Linked DNA regions of Homo sapiens: regions 1 and 3 are each linked to region 2. A link is a contact called in ENCODE Hi-C or POLR2A ChIA-PET data. All regions are on one chromosome and are shown on one strand. Each heading gives the region's core, a stretch centred on a gene start or an enhancer-like site at or near the end of the contact. The rest is flanking DNA. Distances are from core to core; before and after follow the strand shown. Region 1 overlaps TEC (tec protein tyrosine kinase). Region 2 overlaps TXK (TXK tyrosine kinase). Region 3 overlaps TEC (tec protein tyrosine kinase).

Region 1 (4,644 bases), core at 693-3,192, 120 kb after region 2:
ACACGTGTATACACACATACACATACACACACAAACACACATACACAAAAAAATCACACAGTCCTTTAAAGCTTCACCCCACCCAGTATTTAATTTCATTAAGTAAGTTTATACACAGAAAACACTTAGAATAGTTACCTGGCACATAGATGCCATTTAAGTGCTTGCTATCAGTATTACTGTTTTAACTTAATCTTCATAGCATTACTATTACTATTAATCGCTAAAACATTAAAATGGACAGAGTAGATGGCACTTTGACAGGTACAATTTTATAAATGAATAAATAAAAGCTAAGATAATATAGCCAAAATTATAAACATAATAATAACACCTTTGAGACTAGAAATCTAGTATCCTCATTCCCCGACTTCTAGGAAAAAAGTCTGGCTACATTAAAATAGCTGAAGAGCTACATTAAAAACATTTACTTTGGGCCAAGCACCGTGGCTCATGCCTGTAATCCCAGCACTTTGGGAGGCAGAGGAGGGTAGATCACTTGAGATCAGGAGTTTGAGACCGGCCTGACCAGCATGGTGAAACCCATCTCTATTAAAAATACAAAATTATCCTGGCATGGTGGCACACACCTGTAATCCCAGCTACTCGGGAGGCTGTGGCACAAGAATCACTTGAACATGGGAGGTAGAGAGTGCAGTGAGCCGAGATCACGCCACTGCACTCCAGCCTGCGTAACAAGAGTGATACTCCATCTCAAAACAAGAAAAATTATTTTTACGGATTTATCATTTTTATCTTGTCTACCTACAGAGAGAAATTGAGACATGTTTCAATAAAAAAAAATGCAGGAACAAAATTTAACCAAGGAAGAATGAGATTTTTGCACGGCAAACTACAAAACATTGTAGAAATAAATTTAAAAAGACTTAAATAAATGGAAAGACATCCCACATTCGTGGATGAAAGACATGATATTGTTAAAATGGCAATGCTTCCCAAATGGATCTACAGATTCAATGAATTCTCTATTAAAATCCCAACAACCTTTTCTGCAGAACTGGACAAGGTGATTCTAAAACCCATATAGTAAAATTAATAGACAAAACTATCTTGAAAAAAAAAAAAGAACAAAATTGGAGGACTCACACTCCCAATTTTAAAATTTACTCTAATGGCATAGCAATCAAAACTGTGTAGTACTCCATAAGGATAGATATATAGATCAACAATACAGAATTAAGGGTCCAGAAATAAAATCACACAACTGTGGTCAATTATTTTTGACCAAGATGTCAAGACCATCCAATGCGGAAAGAAAAATATTTTCAACAATGGTATAGGGATAACTGGATACAAATAAATTTGGACCTCTACCTCACACCATATACAAAAATTAACTCAAAATGGATCAAAGATTTAATTAAAGAACTAAAATTGTAGAACTCTTAGAAGAAAACATAGGTACAAATTTTCATGACCTTAGATTAAGCAATGGTTTCTTAAATATGACATCAAAAGCATAAGCAAGAAAAGAAAAATAGGTAAGTAGGACTTCATCAACTTAAAAATTTTTGCGTGACATTATTGAAGAAGGTTACAAGAAGTTCCCACAGAATGAAAAACATATTTGCAAATGATATATCTGATAATGGTCTAGTATCCAGAATATATAAAGAACACTTACCGTTAAACAAGAAAAAGACAACCCAGTGTTAAAATGGGTGAAGGATTTGAATAGACATTTCTCCAAAAACATATATGAATGGTCAGCAAACATATAAAAAAATTTCAACACCATTAGTCACTATGGAAATGCAAATTGAAACGACGAGATACCACTTCATACACACTAGGAGGAATATAATCCAAAAAATAGAAACTGAACAAGTATTAGCAAGAATGTGGAGAAATCAGAACCCTCACACATTGCTGCTGGAAATGTAAAATGGTACAGGCACTGTGAAAAATAGTTTGGCAGTTCCTCAAAAGTTAAACATAGAATTTTCGTATGACTCAGCATTTCCACTCCTAGGTATATACCCAACAGAATTAAAAACACATTCACACAAAAACTTGTATGTGAATGCTCATGGCAGTACTACTCACAACAGCCAAAAAGTGAAAACAACCCAATGTCTGCCAACTGATGAATGAATAAACAAAATTTATATATTCATACAATGAAATATGATATTATTCTACCCTAAAAAGGAATGAAATACTGATACATGGTACAACTTGAATGAACCTTGAAAACATTATGTTGGATAAAAGAAGCCAGATAGAAACGGCAACAAGTTGTACTGATTACTTTTACATTAAATGTCTAGAGTAGGTAAATCCACACAGGCTGAAAGTGGGTTACTGATATGGAGGTGTGGGGTTTCTTTCTGAGATAATGGTAATCTTCTGGAATTAGATAGTGGCGATGACGCATAGCATCATAAATATAGTAAAAATCACTAGACTACTCTGTAAAACGATTTAAATGGCAAATTTTATGTTAATTGAATTTATTCTCAATAAAAGTAATTTAAGAAACAATACATGTACAACATGTAAATATACAGACAAGAATTAAAACTAAAAGGAGGAGTCAGAAACCAAAAGGCAGAAAGTGGAAAACAGAGTGGAACTCAGACTTATGCAGGGGTTGGTTCTCAGTCAGCACATAGGGTAAAAACTGAACACAGTCAATTAGCCTTGAGTCTTCCACAGGAGACACAGGTCACACTGCAGACTGATACACTCTCTCTGGATATGTCCAACACAGTATCAGCAGAAATGTCCAGAAGCACTGGAAGTTCTATCAGTTAGCTTTTGATTAGAACAAAAACAAAACCCACTCCATAATTAGTGGTGTACAAATAATAAAAACATATTGTTTCTCATGATTCTGCAGGTCAGTTGGGCTTTCCTGGCCTGGATATCTAGGGTGGCCTCATTCACGCTTCTGGCAATTATAAGCTATCAGCCAGGGCACACGTGGCTTCTTGAACAGGACAACTTGGGCTTGCTCCTACAGTCCTCAGGGTCCTAAGTGCAGTAAGAGAGAGCACGCACCCAGTACACAGCACATTGCATGTCTCTGAATGCTTTACATTTATTTGCTCTTGTTTCACTGGCAAAAGCAAGTCACAAGCCCAGCGTCAGTACGGGAGGTGACTACTCAAGGTGAGCAGACACTGGGAGGGGAATGATGCAGGCCTTTTTGCAAACAATCCAGCCCACAGAATAATCAATTTTAGGTTTTCTGGTTTGGGACTAAAGTATCTGGCATGGGCCTAGGGGTCAGTTTGTATAACAAGGTATGTATCTTTAACCACAAATCACATTGAGCACTGTGAGATGCTCATGGATATCCTCTGCAGACTCAGGCAGACAAAGAGAGCACCAGGTTCACACGCCTCCAGTACACACCCCTTCTGGGGTGTATACTCATCAGGTGGAAAGATGAATAGGTTCATCTGCACTCTTTACATTGTTGTTTCTCTCTCTTTGTCTCCTCTTTCTTTTTTTTTTTTTTTGGCTGGCCCACAGAGTTGAATTCCCCTAATTCATATATGCTTCAATTCTACTACACACTGAAAACCAGAAATCTGAAACATTTTGTGTAATCGTGTGTCAAGTTTGGAGCTTCTCAAAATATCAGAGATTAAAGAATTTTTTGAATGCTTCATAGAATAATAATGTTTATGATAAATTACACACCAGCTTATCAAAAGAAAAATTTTCCCTGTCACTAAACTCCAAAGAGAAACCAGTTTATGGGATCATAAAAGATAATGAAAGATATTACAAAATGTCTTCAACAGCAGTTTGGGCAGAAATCACAAAAGTGCTCCTCAACAGGCTACTTCTTATATTAACATTTCATAATGGCTTAGTAAATAAAGCCTTAGTAAAGGCATTCCTACCTGGGCTGAGCTAAATAGGTTGCTATCTGGTTAATTCAAGAAATAGGAATAAAGTACAGAAATAGGTAAATCAGGAATATGATCCTTGGTCTGTATCTGTTAAATATTATCTCAAGACCACTTTTGGCAAAACTTGAGTGAAATTCAGTTTAAGATACACTCTCCAGTATGTGACAGAAATGTAAATCTTATGTTCATGGTAATATTGTGTAATATAATTTAAACAGCACGTTTGTAAAATTTTTTAAATGCTAGTATGTGCCTTCCTGATAGGCCAAGTATTTTATGGTGTACTTGGCTGAATGGCCCAAGGTAACAGGAAACAGTCCCAAAGACCTATGGCTTCACAAAGGAAGTAATTACCTTTGGAGATTCCAACTTCATCTGATTTAAGCCCTGCTTCTTGACTTCATGATCTTTCTGCTAACCCTGAGCTGAAATGTCTCAGATTACTATAACTAAGAATTACTAAGACCCTGGCAGGTGTCCTTTCAGTATTATTTCTGCCAAATCAGAAGGCTGTACATGGCAGAGTGGGAAAACTGTAGTTTTCAGTTCACAGCACAAATTATACAAGTAGACACTAATATTTTAAACTAGTGAAATAGAAAAGCACATTCAAAGCACAATGTGAGTCTTATCAGTTACGCATAGACTAGAAGACTTCAGGGTGACTGGCTGATGGATTTCAGTAGATCCCAGCCAAGGCATGCATCCTGGAATTCCAGCTGAGCCATCTATAGGCTGATAACTCCAAAATCTACAT
Region 2 (4,779 bases), core at 1,942-4,441:
TTAAAAACTCTCTGGCATTCAAATGTGTTTGTTTTTTCTTTTCTGTATTAAAAGAACATATGGGGTTCAGCAGGCTTTAGTATCAGGCAGACATGCACTCAAATCACTGTTCCCTTTTCTTGGAGCAACAATGTGATTTTGGGCAATCAAATCTAGAAAACGTAGGTAATAAAAGTTGTCTTCTAAGAAAGGGTTTCCCCACTTCTACCAACACAGCCCTTACCATATGCCAGGCATGACAGATACTTAGATCTTACTATACTACGCCATGCTAACTTACTCACTATACTAACATTATGATCCCCATCTTACACATAAAGAAACAGAGGAACAGAGAGCTTCAGCCATTTATCCAGTCACATAAAAAGCAGCTGAGCCAGAAGTCAAACCCAGAGTCCATGAGCATCACAATAGGACTATCCTTGTGGATGAGAAGATTAAATAAGATTGCAGAGGCAAACATGGCTAGAACATACCAGCTACTCTCAGTTACTTTACCACTTTGTCCCCATCCCCCAGTTCCCTAGAACTCATTCAGCAACTATTTATTGGGTACTCACAAAATACATTTAAGGTAACCAAATAGGAGCAGGTGTGGTTTTCCCTCTGAAGACAAAATGGAGGAAGAAGGCTTAGTAAACGAAAGCGAATCTTCAGCTCCAACTCCTCTCTTCTGAGCCAACTTTATCCCTGACTCAAAGGCAGATGTTTCCCCCGTTCAGGACTCCAGGAGACTCTCTCTCCCTGCTATCAAAGCAGGCCTCAGGAGAGGCTCTCACACTTTTTCTCAGTAAGGTATAAATGACAGACACAATGTTAAATAGTAAACATGCTGTACTGCAGCGCTTCAGCAATGTCATGCTTACTGCAGTGCAGAGGCGTGTACATGTTTGTAAGCATGACATTTGTAACAGTCAGGGTGAACACAGAGAGAGGTTTCTTTTAAGGAACTGGCTCAGGCAGTTGTGGAAACTGGCAAGTCCAAAATCTAACAGGGCAGGCCGGCAAGCTGAAGAATGAGAGAAGAGTTGCAGTTTGAGCCCAAAGGCGGTCTGCTGGCAAAAGTCCTCCTTGCTCAGGGGAGGTCTGACTTTCATTGATTAGGGACTTCAACTGTGGGAGAGGCCCACTCACATGATGGAGGGTGACCCACTGTACTCCAAGTCCACCGATTTAAATGTTAATCTCATCCAAAAATTACCTTCACAGAAACATCCAGAATAATGTTTGATCAAATATCTGGGCACCATGGCCAAGCCATGTTGACCCATAAAATTAACCATCACAACACATTAAATTTAAATAGTTTGACACTTGAAAAACATGGTATAAACATTTACATGAAGATTTTCTTCTGCCTCTGTCACCCCTGAGACAGAAAGACCAATCCCTCCTCTTCATCATCCTTCTCAGACTATTCAACATGAAGATGACGAGGATGAAGGCATTTATCATGAGCCACTTTCACTCCATGAATAGTAAATCTATTTTCTCTTCCTTATGACTTTCTTAAAGCATTTCTTTTCTCTAGCTTACTTTATTGTAAGAATACAGTGTATGATACACATAACATACAAAATACGTGTTGATCAACATTTATGTTATTGAGGCTTCTGGTCAATGTTAGGCTATGAGTAGTTACATTTTGGGGAACCACCTTATTCAAGTGTCAACAACTTTGTGTGTGTGTGTGGTTGTTTGTTTTGTTTTGTTTGAGATGGAGTCTTGCTCTGTCATCCAGGCTGGAGTGCAGTGGCATGATCTCGGCTCACTGCAACCTCCGCCTCCCAGGTTCAAGCGATTCTCCTGCCTCAGCCTCCCAAGTAGCTGGGACTACAGGCACACTCCACCATACCCGGCTAATTTTTTTGGTATTTTTAGTAGAGATAGGATTTCACCACATTGGCCAAGCTAGTCTCAAACTCCCAACCTCAAGTGATCCCCCTCTTTGGCCTCCCAAACTGCTGGGATTACAGGCAGGAGCCACCATGCCTGGCCAAGTCAAGAACTTTGAAAGAGAAATTGCTGTTATCAGTCAGCAGGCAGGAGTATCTGGGACTAGAGAAATGCCTCCCCCAGCTCCCTGACCTCACAACACATGGCCACACCTGATAATATTCCCCTTAGTTGTCTTCACTGTCTTCTGCAGCCTGGAATTTAGGAGAAAATATTTTCAAAAATTCTTATGTTTCCTGATTCAATAGCAAAGACAATGGCCTTTAAAGAAAGATACAGACCTACCCTACCACTGCTTTAATTATGACCCAATTTTATTTAATTTCCCTCAAAGTCCAAGAACAGTGGTGAGCAGGAAGGCAAACCACTGCTTTGTTTGTGGTTCCATCCTCTGCCCAGCAGAGTTGCTGCCCAATAAATAATCATTGCGAGAAGAAAAATCACACTATGAAAGCCAAACAGCTCCCTGGTGTTCCCTTGCTTGGCATGACTTTCCAAGACAGCAGGCATCTTTATTTACAGGTTGAAGTGTTGGGCCAAAATTCATTCCAATGCAGGTATCAAGGAGTATTCATTTCATGATCATTTTCAATTTACAGCAGCACAGGTGTTCCCAGTAAGTAAATAGACAGCGCCCTTCCACAGGCATTCTGTGATTACAGAAGCCATTCTTTGAATTGTTTTGCCGATTAACCTGCAGAGGGAAAGCTCTTGAGCTTTTAGCAAATTCCCAACTTAGGCAGGAACTCATGCATATCAAGGGCCTTTGCCAGAGTGACAAAAATGCCCCAGAGATAGGCAATGACTATTTGCCTGCTGGAAGGAAATGTGGAAAGAATATATTCGGGCTTGAAGATTATCACTGAAGGAGCTGAGCTTCCTCTCCCAGGCTTACATCTGCGCTGTTCTTTTCATCTACTTCTCATTCCTCAGTAAATATCTCTAATGATGAGCCTCAGGCCAGCAAATCAGAAAAAGGGCATCGCATCAGATGTAATCTCTGTGACCTTTAGAAACCGGCACATCTGTCATGGGATAGGCAGTTGGCCCTCCCATCTTTGGTATTTGTGTTTTTTCCTTGGAAGGATTTGCGCCCCTCTGTCCTCTAGGAGAGGCTCCTATTGACATTCCTTCCACCCCCAGAGGTTCCTGGGTGGCAACAGCTGGGCTGATTGGGAACAGGTTTCCACCAGGGGGCACTGGAAGAAAGCAAAAGTGAGAAGCACCCCTTCTCAGAATAGCTCCTAAGGTCATCTCTGAAGAGGACAAAGGAACAGATGTGAAGAACTGTGGGGCCCGGGCTGCGCGGGAAGCAAAGCCGCTGTCGCTTCCTCATGTCTAATGTTTTGAAGTTTACATCGTCACCTCCAGTTCATCCCCTGGCATTTCCGATGTCAGGGTTTCGTTTTGAATCAGTGCCTTGAGTGAAATGCATTCCTACTGAATTTGGTCATCATAATAACTGGCACATGGCTAGTGATTTATATTTAAAAACATGGCTTGAAACTGGCTCAGTTTTGAGAGCTGCCTTAACCCAAAGACCAGGCTTGTTGCCCAAGCCAGGCGCTCCAGGTTGTGGTTTTAAGATGAGGAATGTCTGATACCGGCTGCTTTTGCAGTTGATGGGCTGTGGTGAGTGGGGAAAGCCTTAAAAACTTGTGGCTTTGGAAAAATGGCTCTGGGTGACCAGAGCTGATTCTGTAAGTTTGCTGCAACATATCCTTTTTGTTTTTTTTTCCAGAAATTTACAGAAAGGCCAAACTTCCTCATTACTCTGCCATAAATGCCCACCACTACATCCTTTTTTTTTTTTTTTTTTTTTTGAGATGGAGTCTCACTCTGTCTCCCAGGCTGGAGTGTGGTGGCACGATCTCAGCTCACTGCAACCTCTGCTCCCGGGTTCACGCCATTCTCCTGCCTCAGCCTCCCGAGTAGCTGGGACTACAGGTGTCTGCCACCACGCCCGGCTAATTTCTTTTTGTATTTTTAGTAGAGACGGGGTTTCACTGTGTTAGTCAGGATGGTCTCGATCTCCTGACCTCGTGATCCACCTGCCTCGGCCTCCCAAAGTGCTAGGATTACAGGCGTGAGCCACCGCGCCCAGCCTATCTTCAAAAGGCCCCATTTCTTAAGGGCCTTTTGAAGATAGGCACGTTTTAGCCACATTAACCCATATTATCTGGGGAGAGTGACACATAACTAGCTTGGCTATAGCATGGATGGATTTCTACCTCTGAACAGGAGTTAGAAAAGACTTCCAAGTTGGAGTTAGACTTCTTGGTTTGGAGTTAGACACCAAACCAAGACCCCACACCAAGGAGAGGGGAAAATAGTAAAATTGGGACATTGAGTTTTTCACATATTTATTCAATTTAGAAAGTTATCCTTTATTCTGAGTTTATGCCCTTTATACATTTGGGGTCTGAAGTGATCCTGTGTCTGTGTTCGCACGTGTGTGCACTTTTCCTTTTGATACTAAAATGTCCATTATTCTAAGAAGTGATGGTCTCCAGAGATGTTAGTTTTTCTAAATGTATGGATAAAATAAGTGAGTAATTTGTGTTAGACCTTGACTGTTCTGTTTTTTTGACATTATACTGCCAGTGAAACCTTAAAGAAGGGAGGATAACTACTTTAGGGGAGTCACTGGTGACTAAGAGAAAACAAGTACCTAGCTAACAGGACACCAAACTGATCAATTTGAGTGGAAGAGTGGTGCTTGACCTGTCTATGGCCTGAAGGGGTGCTGTGTGGGGTGAGGAGATTCTAGAAGCCTGGCAAGCTGGATGGAGTCCCGGGCACCAGGGAAGACAATGTTTCTGG
Region 3 (4,762 bases), core at 147-2,646, 84 kb after region 2:
AACCTACCTTATGTATATAATAATAACAGCTGCTTACATGCACTTACCTACCAGGACCTATCCTAGCCACTTTATCTATACTGATCCATTTACCCCTCAAAAACTCCTATGAGGGAAGTATTATTATTCTCCCCAGTTTAAAGGTGAGACACAGAGAGATTAAGTAATTTGTCCTAGGTCATGCAATTAATAAGTAACAGATTTAGAATTTGAACCCAGATAATCTGGCACAAGAGTCCATCCTCTTAGTCTCTCACTCCCTAACTTCACAGAAATTCTGTAAACTCAGAGATGGACCTAGACCACAGCTAAAGTTTCCTACAACTAAGAAGGAACAGAATACAGCTGATAAGCTGATTCTAGAACTTCAAGAAATATATTATCTCATCCAGTGAATTTTGGTCTTGTTTCCTGCAGATATTTTCATCAGAACACCTATCATTAGAAAGTGATTGTGAAGTCTGAAAATAAAAAAATCACTCTGAGGTTCAAAAAAAATTTTTTTAATTATATCTGATCATTAGCATCAAGCTGCTCATCATTTTCCAAGAAAATTCAAAGTTTTACTATTTATCCTTATATTGTACTACAATCAGTCCTAGTCAGGATAAGTTAACCCAAAAATGAGCTTACTTTACTATTTTCTAAAGTGTTAAACTAAATTACAAATATATTGCAGTAAATGTCCAGGAGTCTTCAACTGTGACAGTTTCTCTGCTGTTGAGATAGACAATGAACGTGAATAAATTCATCTTTGAGTCACTTGTGAGTTTTCTTTAAGAAGAATCACTTAAAGTATATATGAAATGTACCATTTAACAAAACTCACTTTAAAGTTCTTGAGCCTTACCACCTAAGCATAACCCTTTTCAGCTTCTTTAATATAAGCATTCACAGGCTGGGCACAGTGGCTCATGCCTGTAATCCCAGCACTTTGGGAGGCCGAGGTAGGTGGATTGTCTGAGCTCAGGAGTTTGAGACCAGCCTGGGCAACACGGTAAAACCCCATCTCTACTAAAAATACAAAAACTTAGCCAGGCGTGGTGGCACGCACCTGTAGTCCCATCTACTCAGGAGGTTGAGTCATGAGAATCACTTGAACCCCGGAGGCGGAGGCTACAGCAAGCAGAGATCATGCCACTGCACTCTAGCTTGGGTGACAGAGTGAGACTCTGTCTCAAAAAAAAAAAAATATATATATATATATATATATGTATATAAAAGCATTCACAGAAATATTTTTTTTCTGCTGGTCTCTCTTTTCTGCACAATTCTAATTTACTTAAATGCACAGGGTTCCTAACACCTCACAGGGGTACAGTGCGGAAAAAAACAAACATAAATGAACCACTGGTAAAAGAACACCCGTTGCAAGGTTTGTTATCTATACAGCCAAAGAAGGGAAGGAGGAAGGAAACATATGAATAGAGGTGGTCAGTGAAGTTACTGTTTAAGGAAGTCCCCCTTTGTGGGAAGTAGAACAGTGTGGTTTAACAGTACACTCGCCCGAAAGATAAGACATCTTGGTTCGCCTCCTCAGATGGGATGTCACTTCAGAGAACACTGTCCCCTAGTTTCTTCACTTGTAAAATAGTCCGTGGGCAAATCTGTGGGTTGTTTACAGTTATACTTTATGGGGCACTGAAGACAACAGAACAATGCAAGTATGTATACAAAACACTGATATTTCTGTGGGATCTGTGCTATGTAAAATGTAAGAACAGGAGGAAACCTTGAAATCCTCTAGGCACAACTGCCCCATATTACACTTGGAAACCCAATGTCCAGTGAAGTTGAGAGTCCCGTGGGCAAGTGCAAACAACGGTGGCACACAAGGTAAGAACGCCAGGTCTCAAGAGACCCCCTTCATAGCACAGCAGAGGTAGCATAACAAAGTATGTCATTATGAACCCACAGAGGTAGAACTATAGCTTAATCAGATTGTAAGCTTAATGAGGCCAGAACCATTCATCTTTTAATTACTCCATCCCTAGCACTGGGTACACACTCACTAAATCTTTGTTGTACAAGTGATGAAGAAAGTAAAACAAATGAGCTGAGTCCCATATTACAAATAAAAGATACTTCTACCAGGAAATTATAAACATATTCCTCTCAAAGGCACAAAATTTATATTTTACAATCTTATGAGTAAGGAATTACACCTATCCATGTGACTTTCGTAGTCGCAAATAAAATTAACAGCAATGCCTATGTGATTGCTTGGAATAAAGATAGAATAAGAAACATGTCATCTAACTAGGTAATGGGGAAAAATTCCTTTCCAATAATCTATTAAAAATCATTTTGCAATTTCACCTCAGTCTCTTGCTTACTCGTTTAATTTTATTTAACAAACAATATTGCACATATTTTGTAGTATTTTCTTTTCAGGGGCTTACCAATGTAGAATCATGCGAAACTTTGAGAAAGTTTTCTAATATGAAAAGTAAAAAAGGTAAATGAAGAGCTTTGGTAAGAAGACCAAAATGGTATTTTTATCTGAAGTAGTAATCAGTGAACATTAATATTTATTTATCTCAGAAGTACAGTATATTCACAAAACTAAAAGGTAATAACATCAGAAGTCCTCCTAAAAAAGTAATAATAGAATTAATTGCTGAGTAACACAAGTGTTTCTAAGCTCCTTTCTGCATATAATTTTCTACACGTACCTGACCAGCATCAACCTATGGCTAACAGTTGGTGTGTCTGAAATAGTTTTAGAAACAACTCAAAATGTAGTATCACTTTCTTAAATTGTCATGTGATTTCTTTTGACAGTTGATAACTTTGTTTATAATAATGTCCACATCTAGTTTGGGGGAGAGATTAATACTAATAAATACTGAATTAAAACATACCCTTGTTTTAGATTTTTTTTAAGAGATAGTCTTGCTATGTTGCCCAGGCTAGACGTAAACTCTTGGACAACATAGCAAGACTCTGTCCCTGAAAAAAAATTTCTGGGTGTGATCCTCTGACCTCAGCCTCCTGAGTAACTGGGATTATAAGTGCTAGCCACTATGCCCAGCTGTTTCTAAATTTAAATAATGCACCACTTCAAAAAATAAAATGGAACAAAATTATGTGGGGAGTAACTCTCACAATGTGAGATCTTTATATTAAAGATCTTTTTGCTTACTTTAAATATTTACTGATCATCACCATTGTAATTACTACCAACAAAAACTTTTTTAAAAGGCTAATGGGTGCGAGGTATTGTGTGTGATATGTTTAAATTACAAAACAACTTCTTCCCTCAAGGAAATTATTATGTAGCCGGTGAGAAAAAAAGGCAATAATCATAACACATATACATTTAACAGGAAATTACATTTAAACAGGAATTCAGAAAGGGCAAGGCATGTATAACCAGAGGGGTGTACAAAGCCTCCCACTTAAAAGGATTTGGGATGAGACTTGAGTAAATAGACAGGAGAAGGAGAACTGCTAGGCACAGCAGGACCAAAGCTTCAAAGGTAGGAAAGTGACAAGCACAGACAGTCCCAAGTTATGGTTTGACCTAACGATTTTTCAAATTTATGATGATGCAAAAGCAATACATATTCAGTAGAAACCATACTTCATGTACCCATACTACCATTCTGTTTTTCACTTTTAGTACAGTATTTAATAAATTACATGAGGACTGGGTGTGGTGGCTGACACCTGTAATCCCAGCACTTTGGGAGGCCAAGGCGGGTGGATCACTTGAGCTCAGGATTTTGAGACCAGCCTAGGCAACATGGCAAAACCCCATCTCTACTAAAAATACAAAAAAAATAGCCAGGCGTGGTGGTATGTGCCTGTGGTCTCAGCTTCTAGGAAAGCTGACATGGGAGGATTGCTTGAGCCCAGGAGGTGGAGGTTGCAGTGAGCTGAGATCACACCACTGCACTCCAACCCGGATGACAGAGCAAGACCCTGTCTCAAAAATAAAAATAATTAGGCCGGGCACAGTGGCTCACTCCTGTAATCCCAGCACCTTGGGAGTCTGAGGTGGGCAGGTGACAAGAAGTGAGGAATTCAAGACCAGCCTGACTAACATGGCAAAACCCTGTCTCTACTAAAAATACAAAAATTAGCCAGGCGAGGTGGATCATACCTGTAATCTCAGCTACGTGGGAGGCTGAGGCAGGAGAATCGCTTGAACCCGGGAGGCGGAGGTTGCAGTAAGCCAAGATCATGCCATTGCACTCCAGCCTGGGCTACGAAGCAAGACTCCATCTCAAAAAATAAAACTAATTAAAATAATTTTTTAAATTACATGAGATACTCAACACTTTTTTATAAAAAGGCCTGTGCCGGGCGCAGTGGCTCACGCCTGTAATCTCAGCCCTTTGGGAGGCTGAGGTGGGTGGATCATTTGATGTCAGGAGTTCAAGACCAGCCTGGCCAACATGGCGAAACCCCATCTCTACTAAAAATATAAAAATTAGCCAGGCGTGGTGGCACGCATCTATAATCCCAGCTACCTGGGAGGCTGAGGCAGGAAAATCACTTGAGCCTGGGAGGTGGAGACTGCAGTGAGCTGGGATTGCGCCACTGTACTCCAGTCTGGGCAATAGAGTGAGACCCTGTCTCAAAAAAATAATTAATTAAATAAATAAAATAGGCTTGTGCTAGATGATTTGGCCTAACTGCAGGCTAATGTAAGTGTTCTGAGCACATTTAAGGTAGGCTAGGCTAACCTACAATGTTCAGTAGGTTAGGTGTCCCAAATACATTTTCAGCTTACAATGGGTTTATCAAGAGGTAA

The links. Hi-C counts contacts between places; a loop is a spot of excess contacts on that map. ChIA-PET counts read pairs that join two places held with the same protein, here RNA polymerase II (POLR2A). Pooled maps may share reads with other maps.
Region 1: a pooled map shows a loop between it and region 2 (2.4-fold over the local background). The contact joins two enhancer-like sites. A Hi-C loop is called at or near these places in 1 of 168 maps with a recorded cell type or tissue (heart left ventricle) and 2 of 50 pooled maps. POLR2A ChIA-PET finds 5 or more read pairs at or near these places in 1 of 52 experiments (OCI-LY7).
Region 3: a pooled map shows a loop between it and region 2 (2.9-fold over the local background). The contact joins two enhancer-like sites. A Hi-C loop is called at or near these places in 1 of 37 single-sample maps with no recorded cell type and 4 of 50 pooled maps. POLR2A ChIA-PET finds 5 or more read pairs at or near these places in 3 of 52 experiments (AG04449, OCI-LY7 and activated CD4-positive, alpha-beta T cell).

Annotation. Positions count from the first base shown.
Region 1 is chr4:48,245,394-48,250,037 of GRCh38, forward strand. The region is part of intron 1 of TEC (tec protein tyrosine kinase); the gene reads right to left. Among named protein-coding and RNA genes, the nearest start is that of TEC, 22 kb to the right of the region's middle. Within about 2 kb of position 1,943, at least 2 of the 41 ENCODE cell types and tissues checked have a DNase peak (open chromatin) inside an H3K27ac peak, as active enhancers do.
Region 2 is chr4:48,124,805-48,129,583 of GRCh38, forward strand. All of the region lies in intron 1 of TXK (TXK tyrosine kinase), which reads right to left. Among named protein-coding and RNA genes, the nearest start is that of TXK, 7.1 kb to the right of the region's middle. RefSeq lists enhancers at 2,335-3,197, 4,719-4,779 and a silencer at 2,548-2,842. Within about 2 kb of position 3,192, at least 24 of the 41 ENCODE cell types and tissues checked have a DNase peak (open chromatin) inside an H3K27ac peak, as active enhancers do.
Region 3 is chr4:48,210,920-48,215,681 of GRCh38, forward strand. The region is part of intron 2 of TEC (tec protein tyrosine kinase); the gene reads right to left. Among named protein-coding and RNA genes, the nearest start is that of TEC, 57 kb to the right of the region's middle. RefSeq lists enhancers at 911-970, 1,501-1,560, 1,581-1,630. Within about 2 kb of position 1,397, at least 3 of the 41 ENCODE cell types and tissues checked have a DNase peak (open chromatin) inside an H3K27ac peak, as active enhancers do.